Regions from separate parts of the Homo sapiens genome. Here region 1 is linked to region 2. Evidence: read pairs that join two places in POLR2A ChIA-PET (ENCODE). Cell type or tissue: Panc1. All regions are shown on one strand. Links, peaks and the distances in the headings refer to the core of each region. The heading gives the core; the rest is flanking DNA.

What was found. ChIA-PET counts read pairs that join two places held together with the same protein. Peaks named below come from ENCODE experiments on the same cell type or tissue, not always from the same donor. Only the 100,000 strongest peaks of a DNase experiment are listed, where the experiment ranks them.
Region 1: POLR2A ChIA-PET joins it to region 2 with 7 read pairs; 2 of 35 experiments call an interaction of 5 or more read pairs at or near these places.

The regions. Positions count from the first base shown.
Region 1 is chr20:53,848,635-53,856,652 of GRCh38, forward strand. It overlaps LOC124904934 (a long non-coding RNA gene), which reads left to right. Exons shown (of 4, transcript XR_007067664.1): 3 at 1,097-1,274; 4 at 3,560-5,071. Among named protein-coding and RNA genes, the nearest start is that of BCAS1-AS1, 63 kb to the right of the region's middle. In Panc1, for the core only: no CTCF peak of the experiment used is centred there; no DNase peak of the experiment used is centred there; H3K27ac peaks cover 2,400 bases.
Region 2 is chr20:54,191,247-54,199,264 of GRCh38, forward strand. No RefSeq gene overlaps it. Among named protein-coding and RNA genes, the nearest start is that of PFDN4, 13 kb to the right of the region's middle. In Panc1, for the core only: no CTCF peak of the experiment used is centred there; a DNase peak (open chromatin) is centred at 3,679; H3K27ac peaks cover 1,527 bases.

The sequences.
Region 1 (8,018 bases), core at 2,721-6,720, 340 kb before region 2:
ACCAGCCTTGACACTGCATGTTCTCTATAGAAATGCTACTGCTCTTGAAGGGGTAAAACTGGTTCTTGGGAAGACATGAGAAAATCTCACTTTAGAAAATATTAATATAGGCCGGGCACGGTGGCTCATGCCTGTAATCCCAGCACTTTGGGAGGCCGAGGCGGGCAGATCACTTGAGGTCAGGAGTTCTAGACCAGCCTGGCCAACATGGTGAAACCCCATCTCTACCAAAAATACATGTATAAAAAATTAGCCGGGTATGGTGGTGCATGCCTATAATCCCAGCTACTCGGGAGGCTGAGGCAGGAGAATCACTTGAACCCAGGAAGCGAAAGTTGCAGTGAGCTGAGATCACGCCACTGCACTCCAGCCTGGGTGACAAGACTCCATCTCAAAAAAAAAAAAAAAAATCTATCTATCTATCTATCTATCTATCTATCTATCTATCTATCTATCTGCCAGGTACAGTGGCTCACGCCTGTAATCCCAGCACTTTGGGAGGCCGAGGCAGGTGGATCACCTGAGGTCAGCAGTTCAAGACCAGCCTGGCCAACATGGTGAAACCCCGACTCTACTAAAAATACAAAAAAATTAGCCAGGCGTGGTGGTGGGCACCTGTAATCCCAGCTACTCGGGAGGCTGAGGCAGGAGAATTGCTTGAACCCAGGAGGCGGAGGTTGCAGTGAGCCGAGATCGCACCATTGCACTTGAGTCTGGGTGACAAGAGCAAAACTCCGTCTCAAAAAAAAAAAAATAATATACGTAATACACAATATATGTACCATACAAAAACAGATAACAGTATACATGTGGTATTGAAGTATCATGGGGGACAATTGAAAAAAAAAGTCTAAAAGGCTCTCCGGAGGATTACAGGTGAAAACAGCTCTGAGAAGCACTAACTCACACCACTAGAACGGGGCAGACGGAACATGGCAGAAGGGCAGGGGCCCGATACAGGACCTCAAGGAAGAAAGGAACTTGGGAGGACAGGGAGGTGGCGGTGGGCCTTGGGAATAGGGATTTTGTGAGTTTGGCAAGTGGGAGATTCCCCTTGAGGTAGCAACGCAACCCTCTTGCTTCTTCCTCCTCTCAGTTTGGAAGGCTGTGCCACGTGGCAAGAAGAGAATAAACATCTTGGGAATTCTGGCTGTGCTGTACATTTGCTGTGTGGCCTTCGGCAAGCTACTGACTTCTCTGAACTCAGGATCTACAAACTGAGGATAAGCAACAGGAGAATCTCTGTGAAGTACTTTAAAAACAGGAGATGTTTGGTAAATGTGCAGTCACGTTCATGACTCTTCAAATTTCTTTTGAAATTTCTGAAAATGCCTGGTGCGGTGGCTCATGCCTGTAACCCCAGCACTTTGGGAGGCTGAGGCGGGTAGATCATGAGGTCAGGAGTTCAAGACCAGCACGGCCAAGATGGTGAAACCCCGTCTCTACTAAAAATACAAAAAAATTAGCTGGGCGTGGTGGTGCGTGCCTGTAATCCCAGCTACTCAGGAGGCTGAGGCAGAGAATTGCTTGAACCTGGGAGGCAGAGGTTGCTGTGAGCCCAGATCGCACCACTGCACTCCAGCCTGGGCGACAGAGTGAAATCCGTCTCAAAAAATAAAAAAAATTAAAAAAAAGAAATTTCTGAAAATACGTATATGGGGGATTAATTGCACATGTGGTGTTGTACATCCATTATTCTATTTAATCCTTACACCAGCCCTATGAAGTGTCTATGATTAGTGTTATTGCCCTTTTACTAATAATAAACTCAAGCTCTGGAGGGTTAAGTGTAAGTGGTTCAAGCTCATATAGTGCCAGAGAGTAAAGATGTAAATTCCCCCACCCCATCAGCAGAGAGCCCCGTGCTCGTTACCACCATATTATTCGTGAACATTTCACATCAGCTGGGACTTTTTGCCCAGGAAATTACACATCTGTGCACAATTTTGCATACCATTGCAGAAGACTGAGTCTATCCCAAACTCCTTGTTCTAAAGTAGAAGTTTCAACAAGGGACTGTAACTTCCTCCTGAAACACAGTTTGGGAATTGGTAGAGGTGCTTTGGATGAACACATCAGTGTAGTACTAACATGTGCTGGCATACACAGCAGGGATGATGGGTTGGATGTATTTTTTGAAATGTATTTTTAAATTTACATACAGTAAAATTCACTCTTTTTGGCGTACAGCACAATAAGTTTTGACACAGTATAGTAATTTGTTTGTTTTTTGAGAGACGGAGTCTTGCTCTGTTGCCCAGACTGGAGTGCAGTGGCACGATTGCAGTTTACTCCAACCTCTGCCTCCCAGGTTCAAGCAATTCTCGCGTCTCAGCCTCCCGAGTAGCTGGGACTATAGGTGCGTGCCACCACGTCTGGCTAATTTTTGTATTTTTAGTAGAGACAAGGTTTCACCTTGTTGGCCAGGCTGGTCTCGAACTCCTGACCTCAAGTTATCCTCTTGCCTTGGCCTCCCAAAGTGCTGGGATTACAGATGTGAGCCATAGCACCCGGCCTAAATCTTTTCCCCGTTAAAAAAATGGGTAATTTCTTTTTCTTTTCTTTTTCTTTTTTTTGAAACGGAGTTTTGCTCTTGTTGCCCAGGCTGGAGTGCAATGGCACAATCTCGGCTCACTGCAACCTCCGTCTCCTGGATTCAAGCGATTCTCCTGCCTCAGCCTCCCAAGTACCTGGGATTACAGGCATGCGCCACCACACCTGGCTAATTTTGTATTTTTAGCAGAGATGGGATTTCACCATGTTGACCAGGCTGGTCTTGAACACCTGACCTCAGGTGATGCGCCCGTCTTGGCCTCCCAAAGTGGTGGGATTACAGGTGTGTGCCACCGTGCCTGGCCGGTTTATTTTCTTATTTTTGAATTTTGAGAGTTTAAAAACCATATTATCAAAAACCTTTGTCGAATATATGATTTGCAAATTTTTTTTCTAGTCTGTAGCTTGTCTTTTCATTCTCTTAACAGTGTTTTTTCAGAGTGAATTTTGATAAAGTCTATTTTATCAAAACTTTCCTCTATGTATTGTGGTTTTGCTGTTGTAGCTAATGTTTTCAAACACCATAAGCCAACCAAAATACAACTAGGGGTCATATTTGCCCTGTGGGTAATCCATATTTAGGTAGGATTTTTAGGCTAGAAGGAACTTTAGGAGACATGGAAGACAGAAACATGTGCCTCTTGTATTTCCTGCAGCAGGGACTGTAATTGACCGAGGGCCCTGCGATGCTGTGATCTGAAAGCTATTATCATATTTGTGCCAAGGTTACATTTCCCGTGGGCTGCTCCTTGCCCACGACTGCATGCGACAGGGATACTAAGGCAGGCTTGTTCCTGGGGGACATGAGACTCCTCTGATACATAACTTTGGCTTTTTCAAAACTTTCTCAGAACTGCACCACCCTCTCAGACTTTCCCTACCAACCCGTCCTTTTTCCCCTTCTTCCTCTGCGGGGGTTAGGGCAGCATTGTGGGAAATCTCCTTCCCCTTCTCCCTCCAGCTGTTTCTTCCAGGAAATGTGAGGCATGCTTTTTCCACTTTGCAGTCTGATAGTCTGCACCTCAAAGGAACCAAACGAATGCAGAGGATCCCCTGCCACAGGAATCACTGTCTCCAATGCCATGCCTGGCAGGTAATGTACATGAGTAAACAGGGTCAGGTGAGGACTGAGGTGAACTGAAAATTCCATGCCCTATTTTATGAGGACAGCTTCTACCTAGTTCTAACAGGCTGTTATCAAGATGAAATGTGAGCCCACAGTTGAATGCCACTAGATATTTAAAGAGAAAAGCTACAAAATTTTTACAATTTCTTTTTTTTTTTTGAGATGGAATCTCGCTCTGTCGCCAGGCTGGAGTGCCGTGGTGCAATCTCGGCTCACTGCAATCTCTGCCTCCTGGGTTCAAGCGATTCTCCTGCCTCAGCCTCCCGAGTAGCTGGGACTACAGGCGCACACCACCACACCCAGCTAATTTTTTGTATTTTTAGTAGAGATGAGGTTTCGCCATGTTGGCCAGGCTGGTCTCGAACTCCTGGCCGCAAGTGATCCGTCCACCTCGGCCTCCCAAAGTACTGGGATTACAGATGTAAGCCACCACGCCCGGCAATTTTTACAATTTCTAATTCAACCCTGTCATTTGTCAGAAGGAGACAGCAAGACAGAGAAAGGAAGTGCTTTTCCTAAGATCATCTGAATAGAAGGTGCAAAGTGTGGCTGGAATCCAGAGATGCCACCTCCTGATCCAGCTCTTTCCTTTCTTCCTCTCTATTCATTATTGATTGACTATCTGGGTTTGTATTTGCTGTGTCACAAGTTATCTAAACATTTAGCATCTTATAATAAGACATATTTATTGTCTCATAGTTTCTGTTTGTCAGAATCAGCCCTTGCTTCAGGGTCTCAGACAAATCGGCATTCAAGATGTCAGCCTATGCTGGGATTTCATGTAAAGACTCTACATGGGAAGAAGCTGTGTCCAGGCTCAGGCGGTTATTGGGAGGATTCAGTTCCCTGAGGGCTGTTAGATTGAGGACCTGAGATCTTTTCTCACTATTGGTCAGAGGCCACCCTCCATTCCTTGCCACCTGGGGCATTCCAGATGGCAACTTACTTCATCGAAGTGTGCAAGCTGAGAAGGCCACAGAGAGAGTCTGCTAGCAAGACGAAAGTCACAATCTTTTGCAACCCAATCGTGGAAATGACATCCCATCCCCTTTGCTCTATTCTATTTGTTAGGAAGTCACTAGGTCCAGCCCACACTCAAGGGCCTACACTACAGGGACATGGGGATAGGGTGGGGACCATGGGGCTGGGCTAGAATTCTGCCTACCACAAGGCCTTTTTTTTGAAAATGGAAAATTCTCAGTTGTGCTTGATCTTTCTCTTCTAAACCAGGAAACCACTTTTCATGGGAGAGGTCAGGGATCTATTAAGACAGAAACAAGAGGGGAGGGGAGGGGAGGGGAGGGGAAGGGAGGAGGGAGGGAGGGGAAGGGAGGAGGGAGGGAGGGAGGGAGGAAGGAAGGAAGGAAGGAAGGAAGGAAGGAAGGAAGGAAGGAAGGAAGGAAGGAAGGAAGGAAAGAAAGAAAGAAAATTGGAAAGGCTCCTCCTCTCCCTCTCCCTCTCCCCACGGTCTCCCTCTCCCCACGGTCTCCCTCTCCCTCTCTTTCCACGGTCTCCCCCTCCCTCTCTTTCCACGGTCTCCCCCTGATGCCGAGCCAAAGCTGGACTGTACTGCTGCCATCTCGGCTCACTGCAACCTCCCTGCCTGATTCTCCTGCCTCAGCCTGCCGAGTGCCTGCGATTGCAGGCGCGCGCCGCCACGACTGCCTGGTTTTCGTATTTTTTTGGTGGAGACGGGGTTTCGCTGTGTTGGCCGGGCTGGTCTCCAGCTCCTAACCGCGAGTGATCCGCCAGCCTCGGCCTCCCGAGGTGCCGGGATGGCAGACGGAGTCGCGTTCACTCAGTGCTCAATGGTGCCCAGGCTGGAGTGCAGTGGCGTGATCTCGGCTACAACCTCCACCTCCCAGCCGCCTGCCTTGGCCCCGCAAAGTGCGGAGATTGCAGCCTCTGCCCGGCGGCCACCCCGTCTGGGAAGTGAGGAGCGTCTCTGCCTGGCCGCCCATCGTCTGGGATGTGAGGAGCCTCTGCCTGGCTGCCCAGTCTGGAAAGTGAGGAGCGTCTCTGCCCGGCCGCCATCCCATCTAGGAAGTGAGGAGTGTCTCTGCCAGGCCGCCCATCGTCTGAGATGTGGGGAGCGCCTCTGCCCTGCCGCCCCGTCTGGGATGTGAGGAGCGTCTCTGCCCGGCCGCCTCGTCTGAGAAGTGAGGAGACCCTCCGCCCGGCAGCCACTCCGTCTGGGAAGTGAGGAGCCCCTCCGCCCGGCAGCCACTCCGTCTGGGAAGTGAGGAGCGTCTCCACCCGGCAGCCACCCCGTCTGGGAGGGAGGTGGGGGTCAGCCCCCCGCCCGGCCAGCCGCCCTGTCCGGGAGGTGAGGGGCGCCTCTGCCCGGCCGCCCCTACTGGGAAGTGAGGAGCCCCTCTGCCCGGCCACCACCCCATCTGGGAGGTGTACTCAACAGCTCATTGAGAACGGGCCATGATGACAATGGTGGTTTTGTGGAATAGAAAGGGGGGAAAGGTGGGGAAAAGATTGAGAAATCGGATGGTTGCCATGTCTGTGTAGAAAGAGGTAGACATGGGAGACTTTTCATTTTGTTCTGTACTAAGAAAAATTCTTCTGCCTTGGGATTCTGTTGATCTGTGACCTTACCCCCAACCCTGTGCTCTCTGAAACATGTGCTGTGTCCACTCAGGGTTGAATGGATTAAGGGTGGTGCAAGATGTGCTTTGTTAAACAGATGCTTGAAGGCAGCATGCTCGTTAAGAGTCATCACCACTCCCTAATCTCAAGTACCCAGGGACACAAACACTGCGGAAGGCCGCAGGGTCCTCTGCCTAGGAAAACCAGAGACCTTTGGTCACTTAACTGCTGACCTTCCCTCCACTATTGTCCTGTGACCCTGCCAAATCCCCCTCTGCGAGAAACACCCAAGAATGATCAATAAAAAAAAAAAAGAGAAAGAAAAAAAAAAAGACAGAAACAAGTGCTGGTATAACTGCAGAAAGAGATAGAGAAGAGAGATCAGTGAGAGCAAGAAGGAAAAAAAATTGCAGCGGATAGTGTGAGGGGAGCAAAAGGAAGCTCCAAGCCAGGACAGCAAAACCCTCTGTTCTCCTTTTCAGATGATTTCACTGTGCTCTCTTTTCTTTCTTTTTTTCTTTCTTTTTTTTTAGATGGAGTCTCACTCTGTCACCCAGGCTGGAGTGCAGTGGCATGATCTCAGCTCACTGCAACCTCTGTCTCCCAGGTTCAAGCGATTCTTCTGCCTCAGCCTTCCGAGTACCTGGGATTACAGGCGTGAGCCACCATGCCTGGCTAATTTTTGTATTTTTTAGTAGAGACAGGGTTTTGCCATGTTGGCCATGCTGGTTTCGAACTCCCGATCTCAGGTGATCTGCCCGCCTTGCCCTTCCAAAGTGCTGGGATTACAGGCGTGAGCCACTGCGCCCGGCCTGTTCTCTTTTCATTTTGTACTTGCCACAGGTGTGAAAAACTGACAGATTGTTCTTAGCAAAGTTCAGACATGGCTTTTGCAGAGATTATTTGCTCTTTTGATGATTACGTATTTCTTCTTCCACTACTGATAGTGTATGTAGTTGTCAAGGGAGAATACCCAGATCAAAACAAAGGAAACTGATTCCTTTGCACATAGGGAGGAAGTTGTAACTGCCCAATGGGTTCTCCTTCCTCATTGCCTAGACAGACCTGATTTATCAAAACGGGAATTTCAATACAGAAAGAGTTTAATTCATGCAGAGCTGGCTGTACAGGAGGCCAGAGTTTTGTTGTTACTCAAATCAGTCTCCCCGAAAACTCAGGGATCGGGGTTTTTACGGATAATTTGGTGGGTAGGAGGTTGAAAGACGGGGAGTGCTGATTGGTCAGGCCGGAGATGAAATCCTAGGGAGTCGAGGGGGTCCTCTTGTACTGAGTCAGTTTCTAGGTAGGAGCCATAGGACCAAATGAGCCAGTCTATCCAGGGCTGTGCTAGCGGATTCACTGAGTACAGGGTCTGAAAATATCTCAAGCACTGATCTTCGCTTTTACAATAGCAGTGTTATCCCCAGAAGCAATTTGGGGAGGTTCAGAACCTCGCAGCCTCCAGCTGCACAGCTTCTAAACCATAATTTTTAATTTTGTAGCTAATTTGTTAGTCCTGCAAAGGCAGTGTAGTCCCAGTCAGGAAGAGGGTTTTTGTTACAGTCTTTCTTTCAAAGTGAAACTATCAACTAAGTTCCTCCCAAAGTTAGTTTGGTATCCACCCAGGAATGAACAAGGACAGCTTGGAGGTTAAAAGCAAGATGGAGTCAGTTAGATCAGATCTTGTTCACTGATACAGTTTTCTCCATTGTAATTTTTGCAAAGGTGGTTTCAAAGTGTG
Region 2 (8,018 bases), core at 2,090-6,089:
TTCTCCTGCCTCAGCCAACGGAGTAGCTGGGACTATAGGGGCGTGCCACCATGCTTGCTAATTTTAAAAATATATGTATTTTTGGTAGAGATGGTGTTTCCCTATGTTGCCGATGTTGGTCTTGAACTCTTGGCCTAAGCAATCCCTCCCACCTTGGCCTCCCAAAGCGCTGAGATTCCAGACGTGAGCCACCATGTTTGGCCCCAGGAAATTTATAACTAGGACAATAAATGAAGGCACAAGAGACCAATCCCAGTTGTTCTATCCTCTACTATTCTGTCAACCAACTTTCAAGAAACTAACATTCGTGACATTTATAAGATGGTGGCCTCTGCTGCATGCCAATCTTGTGAAGTACACACAGGGGCATGCCAGGTATAAGACAGTAATTACAGTCTCCAACACAGAACTTCCCGGAATGGAATCACGGCTCAAAGAATCCCACAAGGAAAGACAAGCAAGTGAGCGTGAAAAGCCAGATGTGAAAGGCAGCAGAAATGCTTCACGTGAAGTAAGTAACTTATGGAAGCTCTAGAAAAGCAGGAAGGGATTAAACATGCATTGATTACGATATGCTAAATGGGCTGGGCGTGGTGGCTCACGCCTGTAATCCCAGCACTTTGGGAGGCCAAGGCGGGCAGGTCACGAGGTCAGGAGATCGAGACCATCCTGGCTAACACAGTGAAACCCCATCTCTACTGAAAATACAAAAAATCAGCCTTTTACTCCTAAGCACTGATTTGGGATTTGAGAAAAATTTTACAAAAAATCAGACTTTTACTCCTAAGCACTGATTTGGGATTTGAGAAAAATCCAGCTCATCCGTCTGATCTGGCCTCTTGATCTCAGAAGCTAGGGGAGACCATTTTTGCTCCACACATAACTAAAGCCAATAGAGGAAGGTGGTTTGCAGAGGTAAAGAGGATTGAAGCAGTTGAGCAGACAGCACAGAGGAGAAATGAGGCAAAGGTCTGATGTCCTAATGGTTTCCATCTGCAATCTCTTCCAAAGGCACTTTCTGATCAAGTAGCAATTTGGACTTTTTTTAGTTGTAAGCAACAGAAACTGGCCCGGCTATCCTCATCCATAAAGATTGTATTGCATTCAAAGGCTTGCAAAAGTGTGGCTAGATGATCAAGCTTGGGGTGTGGGGAGGATTCCAAAACGGAAACCCACCACTGATGCATGGCCAGAACCCCCCACCAGAGGATCCTGCTGTGAAGAATTAAGAGCCGTGGATCCATCGACGCCAGGTCATCTACCCACCCTCTGGCTGCTGGCAGTGGGAAGAGCGAGTTGGTGCCCTTCCACTTCTGTAGTTGATACTGGGGTCCTGATTGCTACCGGGGTGCTCTGGTTATATATCACACTCCAGACTTGGTGGTGTGAAACAATAACAGTCTTTTATTATTATCATACCTCATCATGCTGGGAGATGACTCTCATCTCCTCACTGAGGTTTCCTGTGCAGTTGCAGAGAGTTGGTGACCGGGGCTAGATTCACCTTAAGTCTTCCTCACTCAAGTCTGGCAGTTGATACTGGCTGAGAGCTGGGGTCTCAGCAGGGACCATTGATTGGAACACTGCTGGGTGCCTGGACTTCCTTGCAGCACAAAAGGTGGGCACCAAGGGTTAATGCCCCCAGAGAGAACAAGGTAAAACTAGATTACCTCTTCTAGCCCAACCTTGGAAGTCATATGGCAACTTCTGCTTCTGCTGCACTTTTTTGGTTAGAGGGGACTCACCAGATAAGTCCATATTCAAAGGAAGGGAAGTAGGCTTTTGATGGGAGGATATCAAAGAATTTGCAGAAATGTTTTAAAAGTACAATTGCCTCAACACGAAGGAATCTACTTGATTTCCTAAAACTAGAATCCTGGTTGCTAAAGGTTCCATAAGACACCCCATATATTGCTTAGCAAATCACCATTCATTGTTTAAAGTAGTTCAAATTAGTTTCAATTTCTTGCAGGCAAAGACACCCAACGGAAGCATTGGATTCCAAGACATTGAATTCCTTGAAAGGAGAGATTTAAAAGTACCTAGAATACAACCTTCCATATGACATTTATTAAAATTGGACAACTATACTTTGAGAAAATGATTGATATGAATTACAGTGTGATTGACCTATGGTCTCAGATCCAAACCGTAAACCCTACACATTCCCACGGCTAATCGTTTTAGGAATAGACCAATCCCCAGATAGTAAGTGAAGACTCAATGGATTTTGGAAGTCAGTTTGGCACAAAGACCCTGGAACAGCTTCCGGGGCTAGAGGTGGAGTTTCCTGTTGCTGAGGTGGAAGATCACGAGACAATCAAGAAACATGCCTCTTCCATGGCTTGAGGTCAAGTCTAAGCTTGCTCAGTATCTGTTACTCTCTGATTGAACTTCCCTTTAATTCTCCCATCAGCCAAGCTTTGTCTCTGAGGTCTTATAGGAAGTTTTTGGCAAAGTGGCAGAGGTGGTGAAGGACATCATGAAAAACCTGGAGCCAATGAAGCAGAAAGACTTATTCTGGAATACATGGTGTGGCATCCTAGAAAACTCTAGATATGACAGGTAAAAACCTGTGGAGGGAAGAGCGCGTTAACATTCAACATTGAAGTAAGTTAACCTCAACGAATGGTTGTTTGGTTGACAAAAAATAGACCCAAACAGAGTGATATTCAGCCAGTATCATTCAAATACCTGTGGGTTATCTGAACAACATTCTTGCTTTCAATTTCTTAATGCTCAAATTGCTTAGACATTTTTTCTTTCCCAAACAGGTGGGTAAATCTAACTTTTTTGGTGTCTCTCTTGGACATCCCAGTTAATGCTGATAGTTAAATTTATACTAGACAATCCCATAGGAAGCTGCCCCTCAGAGATCCGCCTGCTTCCTGGAGACACTTCTGACATTCTTCAAAATTGCCAGATAACATTTGAATAGCTCTGCGTTAGAATAGCCAATAACCCCTGCATTAGAATAGCCAATGTAATCACTGATTCTTCAGCTGCACTCCAGAGCCTTAGGGAATAAGTTGCATGAAAAATTTTATGTGTATATAATATATAATTATATATATATCATCTACATATATTTATATAATATATAATTATTATTTTATCTACATATATTTATATAATATAAATATATAAACATTAGTTTATATAGTTATAGAGAACAGAGGGCATAGCATGGGTGAGTGCCCCCAGAGAGAATAAGGATGGAACAAATATATAATAAATATCTATATTTATATATATAAACAAATGGAACAAATATATATAAATATTATATGTGTATATGTATATATAATAAATATATATTTTAGATATTTATGTATACATTACATATATAAATATATATATACATATAGTGAATCAAACTCGCTATAGCGAGTGCTCATGCTGTGAAAGATATCTGGGAAAGAGACTGATGGAGGGAACCGTATACACCCCAGGCTAGACTCTAAGCTTTTTGAGTGTGGGTGTCATATCTGTTTTGTTTGCCAGTGTATGCCCAGAACCTAGCACAGTAAGTGACACCTAGATGACAGGACGGACTTTGCAGGCATGCAGCCCGTGTGGTCACACAGGGTCCTGCACTCAGAAGATCCCTGCACATGACTCAGTGCTCTACTGTTGCCATCCTGAAATTGTTAATAGTGTTTGAACAAGAGGCCTTGGGTTTTCGTTCTGCACTGGGCCTCACAGTCTGTGGTTGCTCCTGATGACATTCAATAACTATGTGTTGCATGAATGAGTCAGAGGCCAAGGCCAGGATTATGTTCCTACCCTACCCTTAAACTCTGGGTCAAGGTGAGAGTGTTCCTTTACCGGAATCGAAGGTTCGTCTCTCTTGCTCTCATTTGCTGTTTTCAGGCTGATTTTTCCAGCAATGAGTAACAGCAGGGGCCATCCGTTTACTTCAAGGGAAAACTCTCCTCCCCATGTGCAGCTGGTCTGACCCGGTTCTGCAGCAGGACAATTTGCCAAGACTTTGATGCAGAAAATTCCCTTAAGGGGACTTATTTGGTCGTAAGTATCGTGTGTGAAAGACATCAATATTTAAGTCCTGGTTGGGCTTCATCAGATTCAACCCTGTTCTTGTCCAGTTTTATCAAAATGTATAAAGTCTAATCTTAGGGAACAAATGTGCAGTGATGCTAATGAATTTTAATAGCATTGGACGTCTTTGATGCCTTGTCTTATGTCCTCCTGACCTATCTTGTTGCTCTGGCATTAAGTTGACAAACAGCTGTGGCCAGGTGAACCTGACCTCAGTAGTACCTCATGTCCTGGGGCTTTTCTACTGGCCACAGGCAGCACCTGCAGCCATCTAGCGCAAGACCAAACCTGAAAGTGCAGGAGAGGTAACACCTACCGGGGCAACCCTTGGCTGAATGGGGCTGGGTGGATAAATGCTGTCTCTGTAGTGAGGACAGTTCTGAGGGACAGGTGCTGGAGACCAGAGGGTTTGCAGGAGGAGCAAGCTCCAGCGGCCCACAGGGTCATCAGCCCAGTGGCAGCCCTTGGAACAGCTTCCTATCTTCACCTTTTTCACGTTTCCTCCAGCTTCCCCAGATCCCTTCCCACCATGAACTCCCTGCAGCAAGCCCTCGTCTCAGGCTCTGTCCAGACGTTAATGTAGCCGTGACGCATCAGTGAGCACTCTTTTGATTTTAAGTGACAGATAACTAAACCAAACTTTCCTAAGCAAATGAATTCAATGACTCAAGTCATTGAAAAGTTCAAGGGGACAGCTAGCTGAGCTCTCAGTGTGACTAGGGGAATGCTTTCTATCAGGCCCTGTTTTATCTCTCCCTGTTCCTCAGTTTCACTTCTGTGTTGGTTCCGTTTTTAAATGAGTTCGCTCCTGATATGGCAAGATACCAGCCACTATGCCAGAACTGCCATTTCTACAGCTTCACAGCAAATAGGAAGAGAGGGCTTCTGGCTCCCATTGGAATCAGAAGTTGAGGCTCTGATTGGCCTCAGTTTGGTTCTGTGCTTATTCCTGAACAGTCATGTGACCATGAGTTGCTGAATGGCTGACGGCTGTTCTCAGGCTCCACCACTAAGGTGGTATGACAGTCCACCCAGATCACATGGACTGATAGGGAGGAAGGGGAGGGTCCTCACATTGAAATCAGGGCTATTGCCAGAAGAGCACGAAATGGGTGTCGGGAGGCAAGCACCACATGTTCAGGAGAACTAATTCTTCTTGGGCAGCCAATCAAATGTGGAGTCTGATAAATACAATTTTGCTTCCCATTCCCCATCAGCAAAGAGATTATTACAAAATAAAGTCTGTAATGATGAGTTACAGTTGGATATAAACCTATTAAAATAATGCATTATATAGATTAATTCCCTATGTATGCATTATTCAAGTGCTTTTAATACAGTTCCCCCCCTTTGGGGAGTGGGATCTTAAAATAAAAAGGAGAAAAGTTTTCATTGCTATGTTGTCCTATATATCTTGTCAAATTATGCAAAAAATACATGTAGACTTGTTTCACAAACATAACTAGATAGCATAATTACTTGGGTGGTACTAAAATTTGTTTGAACAAAGTTAGTTCTAAAGGAAGTGAGGCAGGATTCTTTTTGAGAAGTATAATATTTAATTTTTATGGGTATGGGAAAATACAGTGTAGATGAGAATAACTACGATTTGTATCCTTATTTTATCAGATAACAGTTATATAAGGTATAGAAACTTAGAGGCATTACCCAATTGTCCTGAGCCTCCTTTCACCACCTACAAAATGAAAATTATACCTATAGTTTGAACTGAATTAATTTGCAAAATTAATTTAAGAACCCAAAGTATATATTAAATGCTTAAGAGAAATACAGCCTCTTTTTAAGGCCATTGACAATTTAGGGACTGCCCCTCCTCCTCATGTCTTCGCAGACAGCTTTTCCGGAGCTTAGCAAGTGGTAGCTCGCAAAGTACTGAAATCTTCTCCTAGGATCCATGTCCTACACTGCTACAAGAATCACTGATTACATTGGCAATTCAACATTTATTAGGTCAAATGGAATCCATCGTAGCCAGGACCTCAGCTCTCCTTCAGTATGCTCAGATAACACCTGACCGAATATGGGAAGAGGCTCATTGTGTAAACACAAACGTGGAAGTGCCTTTTATTAAAACAAGATTTTACCTGTAGAAAGATTTGAGCATTCAATTTGCCTCGAGGTAGCATCTTTACCTGGAAATGAAATCTCATTCTGTTATTGGAGCCAATGTGTTTATGTCACCATTGGATGCAGGAACAACTTAAAAAATAATAGTATACATATGTTATGATTAACTCTAAACTTTTGTTTACTTTAAGGATAAGCTAAAAAAACTCACTATTGTCAAAAATAGCTTCTGTAATTTGTTCTTTTCACAAGAAGTAAAATTCTTGTGTTATTTTTTATTCTCTGTACCTTGCGAATAACTCATAACTTAGGAGTTCCCAAGTTATGTTCATTCCTCCATTGCAATCTCTGTCCCACCCTTCCCTTTCTTTCCATTTCCGTTGCAATGTAATGTAAGGTTAAGAGCATGGAATGCAAGAGGTGCCAGTTTCAACTCTAGCTCTACTGTTTCTAGCTCTGTGTCCTCGAGCACATTATGTCCCGTACTCTTGCCTCAGTTATACCATCTGTGTGTAATAATGATAATACTACCTCCTTTATAGGGTTGGTTAACTAATGGTCTGTTTTATAAAGGTCTAAAAACATTGTATACGTTGAAGGGCTTTTAAAAATGCTGTACTTTTAGCCAGGTAAAAATTCGGTTAAGAATTCAAACTAGCAAAAGATGATTCTACTTTGGCCCAAAGGCAGTGGTTTCCTGGGTTTGTGTCATCTTGCTTTGCAGCGTGTAGACAATTCTTCAGGAGTTGCAGAGAGAAAAATAACATGCCAGATTTTGGGGTCACAGTGCCATCTGCTGAAGAAAGGAGTGTTGCTCGAACAATGAGTCCACATGATCACAATTTGCGTAAGTACTAGGCCTAGCCAAAAAACAAAACAAAACAAAACAAAAAGAATGCAATAAGTTATGGACTCTTGTACATTGTAGTGGAGTGAATTCCTCAACAGCTTACGCTGTATTATATATTACTGTATTAATCTCTAAATACATTATCACTTATTTATTCATGCATTGATTTATTCATTAGTTAACATTTGTTAAGCACCTACTTTCCTGTTGGTGCCGCAACAACAGAGATGAAGAAAACAGGCATGATCTGTTTCCTTTGGTGCTCTCAGTTTAACAGGGACACAGAATTCAAAAGGGAATATACCAGGGAGGCGTAGAAAGCTGCTTTAGGGGGCAGCGGATGCTGCTCTTGTCTGGGAGATGGGTGCGTTTGAGGAAAGCTTGTGTCTTAGTCAGTCTATGCTGCTACAACTAAAGTCCTGAGTCTAGGTAATTTATAAACAATAGAGATTTATTCCTGACAGTTCTGGAGGCTGGAAAATCCAAGATCAAGGCACCTGTAGGTTTAATGGCTGGTGAGAGGTCCAGTCTCTCCTTCTAAGATGCCAACTTGTTGCTGTGTCCTCTGCAGGGCAGAATGCTATGTCCTTACATGGTAGAAGAACAGAAGAGAATGAACCTTGATATGGTTTGGCTGTGTCCTCACCCAAAATCTCATCTTGAATTGTAATCCCCATAATCTCCATGTGTCAAGGGAAAGACCAGGTGGAGATAATTGAATCAAGGGGGCGGTTTCGCCTACTCTGTTTTCGTGATAGTGAGTGAGTTCTCACGAGGTCTGATGGTTTTGTGTTTGGTAGTTCTTCCTGCATTTATTCTTGATCTTGCCGCCCTGTTAAGAAGGTGCCTTGCTTTCCCTTCACCTCCCGCCATGATTGTAAGGTTCCTGAGGCCTCCCCAGCCATGTGGAACTGCGAGTCAATTAAACCTCTTTCCTTTCTAAATTACCCAGTGTTGGGCAGTTCTTTATAGCAGTGGGAGAATGGACCAACACAAACTCGTTCCCTCAAGCCCTTCTATA